Regions from separate parts of the Homo sapiens genome. Here region 2 is linked to region 1. A link is a contact called in ENCODE Hi-C or POLR2A ChIA-PET data. All regions are on one chromosome and are shown on one strand. The core of a region is the stretch at or near the end of the contact, and the rest is flanking DNA. Distances in the headings are between cores, read along the strand shown.

What was found. A loop is a pair of places that touch in the nucleus more often than their neighbours do. ChIA-PET counts read pairs that join two places held with the same protein, here RNA polymerase II (POLR2A). Pooled maps may share reads with other maps.
Region 2: a loop to region 1 is called in a pooled map, with 9 times the contacts of the local background. The contact joins the promoter of MAP3K21 here to the promoter of SPRTN in region 1. A Hi-C loop is called at or near these places in 1 of 168 maps with a recorded cell type or tissue (CD4-positive, alpha-beta T cell), 1 of 37 single-sample maps with no recorded cell type and 4 of 50 pooled maps. POLR2A ChIA-PET finds 5 or more read pairs at or near these places in 2 of 52 experiments (MCF 10A and PC-9).

Annotation. Positions count from the first base shown.
Region 1 is chr1:231,336,273-231,340,672 of GRCh38, forward strand. SPRTN (SprT-like N-terminal domain) reads left to right here and starts at 2,021. Exons shown (of 5, transcript NM_032018.7): 1 at 2,021-2,332; 2 at 3,497-3,596. The coding sequence starts at 2,112. EXOC8 (exocyst complex component 8) reads right to left here and starts at 1,580. Exons shown (of 1, transcript NM_175876.5): 1 at 1-1,580. The coding sequence starts at 1,473. RefSeq lists enhancers at 882-1,757, 1,305-1,354, 1,395-1,454, 1,758-2,632, 2,035-2,234 and 1 more and silencers at 1,015-1,184, 3,256-3,305.
Region 2 is chr1:233,325,495-233,329,894 of GRCh38, forward strand. It overlaps MAP3K21 (mitogen-activated protein kinase kinase kinase 21), which reads left to right and starts at 2,230. Exons shown (of 10, transcript NM_032435.3): 1 at 2,230-3,339. The coding sequence starts at 2,535. It also overlaps a transcript of PCNX2 not described here. RefSeq lists silencers at 1,744-2,043, 2,234-2,533, 2,333-2,484, 2,674-2,873.

The sequences.
Region 1 (4,400 bases), core at 771-3,270:
GACCACAAAGGCAGAGTAGCAGCCGCTGTCAGTGCCTGCAAAATCGATCTCAAATTCTCTTGCAGTCTCGAGAAGGCTGGTAAAGAAGACATGGCACAGCTTATGAATATAGAGTAAAGTGGCACCTTCGATGCGAAGCTGACGAATTGCAGTATGAACAGCGGCTGCCCTGTTTCTCAAAAATAGCTCACAGGCCTTCGTGCACTGGCCCAGCCGGATCAGTTGCGAAACTGCTCTGCGAGTAGCCTTCGGACCACCTCTCAGGGAACGATCTGGGGAGAGTTCGAAAACTAGCACCTCAGTGAGCTGTCGAACTCGCTCCTCCACTTTGGCCCTTAGTTCTTTTACAGGAGGTGGGCTAGGTTTATCTTCCAGGTAATGGTTCAATTTATCCAGCAGGTCAACCGCCCCTTCAAAGTCTCTCTGCGCAATGCAGACATCCAGGTCTTCAGGTAACTCCTGGATCCATTCCATGGAGAGGTCCACCTTCTCTTCCTCTACCTCAGGAACAGCTGGTTCTTCTTCTTCGTCATCCTCAAATGGGTTAGTGGCCTTGGAAGTCACTTGGGGTGGCCCTCGAGGGGCCGCTGCCTCCTCCTGCTCCCTTCGCCTTTTCTCACTGAGGGCCCTCTTGGTGTCCTCCAGCACTTCCAGCCACTCTCGTTTGATTTTAGCATTTTCGGCCTGGAAAATACGGCTCTCGGGGAACATAAGCAGCTTGAACATGTCCTTCATGGGCGGGTTGTCCTTGACATTGACTACGGCCAAACCATCTAGGGAATAGAGAGCGTTGTAGCGATACATCCCACGCCGCTGAGGCAGCCAGGTAGCCACCAACAAGCAATCGTTCATGAGAAAGCCGTGCACCCGCTGCAGTTGGGCCATGTGGTCCGCATCGTATTCCACTAGGTCCCCATTGTACACCAAGTACTGTCCCGGCGTCTCCAGCAGATGCCTGCAGCCTTCCACCTTCTCAAGCAGGGTGGTGAGAGTGCGCTGCTTTCCTTCCTCGCCTGGACCGGAGCCGTCGCGGGAGGCACCCCCGGGGGTGGAGAAAAAGCCGGCCTGGCCTCGGAGGTGGTCTCGGCCCCCCGCCCCACCGACTCCCTCCTCCCCTCCAGAGGCGGCGGCGGCTCCGGCGGCAGCAGCGGCAGGCAGCAACGTAAGCGGGATGCTCTCCAGGCTGCTTTTCTGCTCGGTCAGCAAATGGCTGAGCTGGTACATCTCGCTCTCCAGGTAGGAGATCTCGCGGGCCGTCTCTATGAACTGCCGGTAGTTCTGGTAGACGTTGCGCTTCAGGTTCTGCGCCGTCTCCTCCGCCAGCGCCTGGATGCGCTGCCGGTGCTCCTGGAGGTCCCGGTCCCCATCCGACTGCTGCGAGAGCTGCTTCACGTACAGCCGCGCCTCAAAACCCCCTGACTCCAGCTGCCGACGCAGGCGGCTCGCCCCACTGTCCGACATCGCCATCGCCATTTCTCTCCGGGTCTCACGCACTCACTGTCACTATCGGCGCCGCAGCCGCCGCGGCTGTCTAGACCCACCCAAGGCCAACCGAGCTCCTGGGCTGAGGAAGCAGGAATGGGAACGAGACGAGTACGCCTGCGCCGGGTCTGAGCGTCAGACACTGCGCCTGCGCAAGTGGGCCGAGCGCAGACATTGCGCCTGCGCAGCAATGCCATCGGTTAAAGCGCATGCGCAAGATGAGCTATTGCGGAAGTGAGGGGAGGGAGAGGCCGAGAGAAATTTCGGTACTGCGCATGAACCGAGCGTGACGTTGAGGTTTGAAATAACCGGCAAAGAGTAAAGGCTGAAACTAGCTTCCTGAAAGCTTCGTAGGGCCCGAGCCCTGTGAGCCCAGGTTCTGCGCCCACTAGGAGGTGTCATGCTGACTGCTTTTTTTAAAGCCCTAGAATCTTGGCTTCGGCGTTTGGGGTAAGCTCCGTTCTCGTTCTCAAGCGCGTTTCCGCGAACTCTCGCGGGATTGACGGGCCGTCTCGAGAGCCGGCATCTCCTAGGAGCTAGTCCTGGTCCTCGGCTAGGCGGCTTGGGGTCGCGGCGTAACTGGGGAGCCAGCCTGACGCCGGCGGACCCCGCCTGTGATCCTGGCAACGATGGATGATGACTTGATGTTGGCACTGCGGCTTCAGGAGGAGTGGAACTTGCAGGAGGCGGAGCGCGATCATGCCCAGGAGTCCCTGTCGCTAGTGGACGCGTCGTGGGAGTTGGTGGACCCCACACCGGACTTGCAGGCACTGTTTGTTCAGTTTAACGACCAATTCTTCTGGGGCCAGCTGGAGGCCGTCGAGGTGAAGTGGAGCGTGCGAATGACCCTGTGAGTTCCGAGCCCCGCTGGGGAAAGAGGCGGGACTGGCAGCTTTCCTGCAGCCCCCGGCCCTGGTTTTCTCTCCTTTCTCTAGTCCGACGGTCCCAGGGGGCGTTAAATGAGGGGAGTCTGGTTTTGGACCTGGCAATTCCTGCCTCGGCGTGTTTCTGTCTTCCTTACCTTTTCTCCCACTCGAACAATAAGAAAGCTGTGTAGACCACACCGCCACGGTTGGACTCAGGGCCGTAACAAAAAAGAGATTTTTATTTGAATCTCACTTCACTTGAAAATAACAAGTTCCTGATTTGCCTTATGATAGTGCTGTAGGACCCAGAAGGGAGAAGCAACCAAATCTGCACCTAAGAAAGTGCTGAGGACGCAGAGTAACTGCCAAAGGATGTGTGTTCTCCTCCTCTATTCCCGTTAGGAAACCCACTTTAGTTAGCTCGTGTGTTGCATTGGGGATCTTCAGTGATGCTTTTAAAACGATTCTTTTTCTACACGCTAAATTTCAGAAATCCCTATTTGAAATAATAATCTACTCCTGCACGTGAACAGGGTTAAGTTTAAGATACAGTTGTATCCCAGCATGCTTGTTTTTGAGTTGATAGAAAACAACCTACTGTCAAACAAATTAAGATATGATATTAAATTGTGTTTAAAGTACCAATTTCCTTTATACAGGCGTCTGTTATGATTTTGGAGATATGCTACTGGAGATATCTGCTTGTTAATAACACCGAACTGTAACTTGTCGGAAGGAGACTGGGAGTAGCAGAATAGGATTGCCTTTGAGCTGTTGCAGCCTAGCTAGGGCAAGGGGAGCTGCAGTTGGGCCATGTGGTCCGCATCGTATTCCACTAGGTCCCCGTTGTACACCAGGTACGGTCCTGGCGTCTCTAGCAGGTGCCTGCAGCCTTCCACCTTCTCAAGCAGGGTGGTGAGAGCACGCTGCTTTCCTTCCTTGCCCGGCGGGGATCGGAGCCATCGCGGGAGGCGCCCGCGGGGGTTGTAACTAATTAATTAGGTGAAATGCAAGTATCTGCTAACCAAGGGGGGTATACTTTCATGAAAGCCATCTGCCAACTGAGTTAGTGTGAACTGCCCAAGAATGTGTAAGGACTTGGGCATATTTGGCCAATGTAACACATTTTTATGGTGATTGTTTTCTAGGTGTGCTGGGATATGCAGCTATGAAGGGAAGGGTGGAATGTGTTCCATCCGTCTCAGCGAACCCCTTTTGAAGTTGAGGCCAAGAAAGGATCTTGTAGAGGTATTTTTCGTGTAAACTTGCTTCCTAGCGCAGTAATTTACAAATACTTGTCAATGATTTAGACTGCTGTGAATTCGCCTGTATGTATCGTTAAAAAAAGTCACTTTGCCCTCAGTGAAAGCTTGAATTATGGGGCAAACAATAATGAACACCTTATGTTTTTTATAGTGCTTCATAGTAAAAAAAAAAAAAACAAAAAAAAGGCTTCTAGGGGCCGGGCACGCTGGCTCACGCCTGTAATCCCGACACTTTGGGAGGCCGAGGCGGGCGGATCACGAGGTCAGAAGATCAAAAACATCCTAGCCAACACGGTGAAACCCCGTCTCTACAAAAAAAAAAATACAGAAAATTAGCCGGGCGTGGTGGCCGGCGCCTGTAGTCCCAGCTACTCGGGAGGCTGAGGCAGGAGAATGGCATGAACTGAGGAGGCGGAGCTTGCAATGAGCCGAGATCGCGCCACTGCACTCCAGCCTGGGTGACAGAGCAAGACTCTGTCTCAAAAAAATAAAAGCCTTCTAGGTATATTATCTGTTTTGATTTTACAACAGCCCTGTTTATGTTCATGTGTTGCTGTTTTCATTTTTATGAGTAAAGAAATTAAGGTTCAGAGAGGTTAAGTAACTGGCTTAAGTTACTTATTTAGAAACAGAGAAAACAGGATCCACATGTTCCTGTTGAGAAACACAAATTTTGATTCTCCTCAGTTGGGCTGCAACACTGCTGTGCTCTCAGGACACCTAGCTGAGCTGGCAGCACAAACCAGTGTGAGGGCACGCTTCACATTTAGAGCTGGTACTTACTTCT
Region 2 (4,400 bases), core at 980-3,479, 2.0 Mb after region 1:
AAAAATACAAAAAAAAAAAAAACCAAAAAAAATTAGCTGGGCGTGGTGGTGGGCACCTGTAGTCCCAGCTACTCGGGAGGCTGAGGCAGGAGAATGCCGCGAACCCAGGAGGCGGAGCTTGCATGAGCCGAGAAGTGGAGACTGAGAATGTGACTGAATTGCTACAATCTCATGATCAAACTTGAACAGATGAGGAGCGGAGTTGCTTCTTATGGAGAGGCAAAAAAAGTAGTTTCTTGAGATGGAATCTACTCCCAGAGGAGATGCTATGAACATTTTGAAACGACAAAAAGGATTTTGAATATCACAAACTCGGTTGGTAAAATAGCAGCAGGGTGGGAGAAGGATCACTCCAATTTTGAAAGTAGTTCTATTGTTGTTAAAATGGTATCAAACAGCTTCCCATGCTACAGAGAAGTCTTTCGTGAAAGGTAAAGTCAATCCATGTGACAAACTTCATAGTTGCCTTAAGAATTTGCCATAGCCACTCCAACTTTTAGCAACCACTGCCTTGATCAGTCAGCAGCTATCAACATAGAGGCAAGACCTCTGCCAGCTAAAAGATTATGACTTGCTGAAGGTTCAGATGATCATTAGCACATTTTACCTATAAAGTACTTAAAATTAAGGTATAAACATTCTTTAGACACAATGCTATTGCACACTTTATACGCTACAGTATACTGGAAACATAACTTGTATATATATGCACTGGGAAATCAAAAAATTCATGTCACTTGCTTTATTGCAGTGATCTGGAACCATGCTTGCAGTATCTCCAAAGTATGCCCATACTTTAAATAGTTAGATTACTTATAATACCTAATATAATGTAAATGCTCTGTAAATAGTTGTTATGCTGTATTTTATTTGTATTATTTGTATTGTTATTTTTTGGGTTTTTAAAAAACATTTTTGACCAGCTGTTGGTTGATTCTGTGGATGCAGAAGACCCACTGTAAAACTATTAACTCATTTAGTCTTCCTAAAAACCCTATAAAGTAGGTACTATTTATTATATTCCCATTTTATAGATGAGAAAACTGAGTCATAGAGAAATAAAGAAACTTGCTCAAGGTCACACAGCCAATAAATAGTTTGATCTGAGAGACAAAGAAAACTGAAAAGACAATAAATTTATCTTTATGTAACTCAGAATGTTACTGTATGTCCTATCCTCATAATATCTAAAATTGTCCCTTCTGTTATTGGAAGTACAGGATCCACACGTTAGGAAATTCTGGCCTACTACAGGATAATCTAATATTTTAGAATTTTAATAACTAAGCTCTTCTATCTTTTTAGCCTCATCACCTGCCACAGTAACCTACCAACGTCTGGCACCCAGCCATTGCCAATGCTTCCTAAACCCAAACCTGTGGGTTTCCAGGGAGACTGGGGCATTTTCCATCTGAGTAGACAGTAAAAATAAGCAAAGGATTTACCATCATGGAGCTTCTGGGACTATACCGACCACGGGTCACTCTGCGCTGCGATCTGTAACCTAGTCAGTTCTGAGATGCACGGTGGCTCAAACGCACTTAGCATGGTGACTTGCCACTCGCACTGGCCCAGGTCTGGCACCGCGCTACAATTTCTTCTGTAGCCCGTTCTGAGATTCTGTCACTCTCCCTGAACTGCAACTCTCTCTCTCCCCGCCACACCCTAAAGCCCCACATCTTCTCAACCCTCTCCCACCGCTTCTTGGAGAAGCGTCCCCTCCCTCAGTCTTACCTTTGGCTTAATTTAAACTCTCCCGAAAATTTATAGCGGATGACGGCCGATCCCGCCTCCCAGACCATGTGGGCGCGGCTCACCATTGCTCCGGAGCACCTGCGGCGGGGGCGGGGTGGGACCAGCCAGGCGGGCCCAGGGGGCGGGCCCGGCCCAAGGTGGTGGGGGACGGGCCCGGGCGCCAGGGGCGGGACGAGGCTCTGGGGACTGGCACAGAAAAGGGAAGTGAACCTGGCGAGGGCGGGGCGGGATGGTGCAGTTGGTGGGGAAGGGTGGGGCGAACCTAGGAAGGCGGTCCCATAGGGCGGGCGCAGACTGGGCGCCCGGGACGGGTCAAGGAGGGCGGAATGAACCTGGAGAGGGCGGGGCGGCTGGGGGAGGGGCGGGAAGGCCCTGGGGACTGGCCTAGGGGCGGGCCCGGGGGGGTGGGGGGGCGGTGCGGAATGGAGCCGGAGGGGGCGGGGCGGCCCTGGCGCGGCTAGGGTGGGGTGGGGCGTCCCAGGCTCTGGCTAAGGAGCGCGCGGCGGGCGGGCCGGCCGCAGGGCCTGGGCACGACCATGGTGGGACGTCGCCCGCGGCTTCGGGGACCGCTGCGGCAGCAGAGGCGGCTGGCCAGGAACGCGGGCCGAGGCTGGACCCTTTGGGCAGCTAGCCCGTGATCTCTGCCGTCACCGATCGCGATTCCTACCCCCTCGCCTTCCCCCGGCGCCGACGGCCACACCGCCGGACGATGCGCGCCCGCGGCCGCCCGGGAGGCTGAGCCCAGCTTCCCGCTCCGCCTTCCCCGCGCAGCTGCCCCCATGGCTTTGCGGGGCGCCGCGGGAGCGACCGACACCCCGGTGTCCTCGGCCGGGGGAGCCCCCGGCGGCTCAGCGTCCTCGTCGTCCACCTCCTCGGGCGGCTCGGCCTCGGCGGGCGCGGGGCTGTGGGCCGCGCTCTATGACTACGAGGCTCGCGGCGAGGACGAGCTGAGCCTGCGGCGCGGCCAGCTGGTGGAGGTGCTGTCGCAGGACGCCGCCGTGTCGGGCGACGAGGGCTGGTGGGCAGGCCAGGTGCAGCGGCGCCTCGGCATCTTCCCCGCCAACTACGTGGCTCCCTGCCGCCCGGCCGCCAGCCCCGCGCCGCCGCCCTCGCGGCCCAGCTCCCCGGTACACGTCGCCTTCGAGCGGCTGGAGCTGAAGGAGCTCATCGGCGCTGGGGGCTTCGGGCAGGTGTACCGCGCCACCTGGCAGGGCCAGGAGGTGGCCGTGAAGGCGGCGCGCCAGGACCCGGAGCAGGACGCGGCGGCGGCTGCCGAGAGCGTGCGGCGCGAGGCTCGGCTCTTCGCCATGCTGCGGCACCCCAACATCATCGAGCTGCGCGGCGTGTGCCTGCAGCAGCCGCACCTCTGCCTGGTGCTGGAGTTCGCCCGCGGCGGAGCGCTCAACCGAGCGCTGGCCGCTGCCAACGCCGCCCCGGACCCGCGCGCGCCCGGCCCCCGCCGCGCGCGCCGCATCCCTCCGCACGTGCTGGTCAACTGGGCCGTGCAGATAGCGCGGGGCATGCTCTACCTGCATGAGGAGGCCTTCGTGCCCATCCTGCACCGGGACCTCAAGTCCAGCAACAGTAAGTGGGGCCAGAGGGAGGTGGGGGAAGACTACCTCCGTGCCAGCCCAGGCGGGCTCCACAGGACATAGTACCAGATGGAAAGAGGTGGGAGTCAGCCTTAGGGCGCCAGCAGCAACTCATGCCCAGGCCTTCAGGGCTCGGAAGTCCAGCTAGTCCTTGGTTACTTGCTTTGGGGCTGGTGACACGCTTAACCTTGACTTGCCTTTGGGTGCTTTTTAAAAAAGTTCAGACCAGACTTGCTTGTAGAGGAAACATTTGTAAAATACCTGGATCTCCTAGAAACCTCAGGGGGCAGTCTGGCCTTTCAATACCAGAGGTGATTCATCTGGGTAGGACTTTGCAAACCGAGGCCTTCTGCAGATTATATGGAACCCATGACCGTCTTCACCCGGTGGCCTTCATCAAAGTCCCCGAATGCACTCGGGGACGTCAACTTTACAAGTGCTGTATTGAGGTTGCTGTTTGCCTATTCAAAATATGACTTCATGTCTCTTACCTTTTCCAAAGACTGTTTTCATTCAAATGTCTCTCTATGGGCCAGGCGCGGTGGCTCATACCTGTAATCCCAGCACTTTGGGAGGCCGAGGTGGGCGGATCACCTGAGGTTACGAGTTTGAGACCAGCCTGGCCAACATGGCGAAACCCTGTCGCTACTAAAAATACAAAAATTAGCCCGGCGTAGTGGCAGGCGCCTGTAATCCCAGCTACTCGGGAGGCGGAGGCATGAGAATCACTTGAACCCGGGAGGCGGAAGTTGCAGTGAGCCAAGATCGCGCCACTGCACTCCAGCCTAGGAGATAGAGTGAGACTCTGTCTCAAAAAAAAAAAAAGTGTCTCTACGTGAAATATGATTTTATTATTGGTTCAATGGCTTCTTTTCTCCAGACAAGAGGCACTGGTGTGCACCGTAATGCACTTTTGGGTTAATAACAAGTGCATTGTCCTTGCACAGGTACTTGAAACCTTGAAGACCTGGCCAGTGTCATTGACTTTGTTTATAAATCAGGGTGGATTTTCCAGATGTCAATAAAGAACTGACAAATGACTTAAATGCAAAT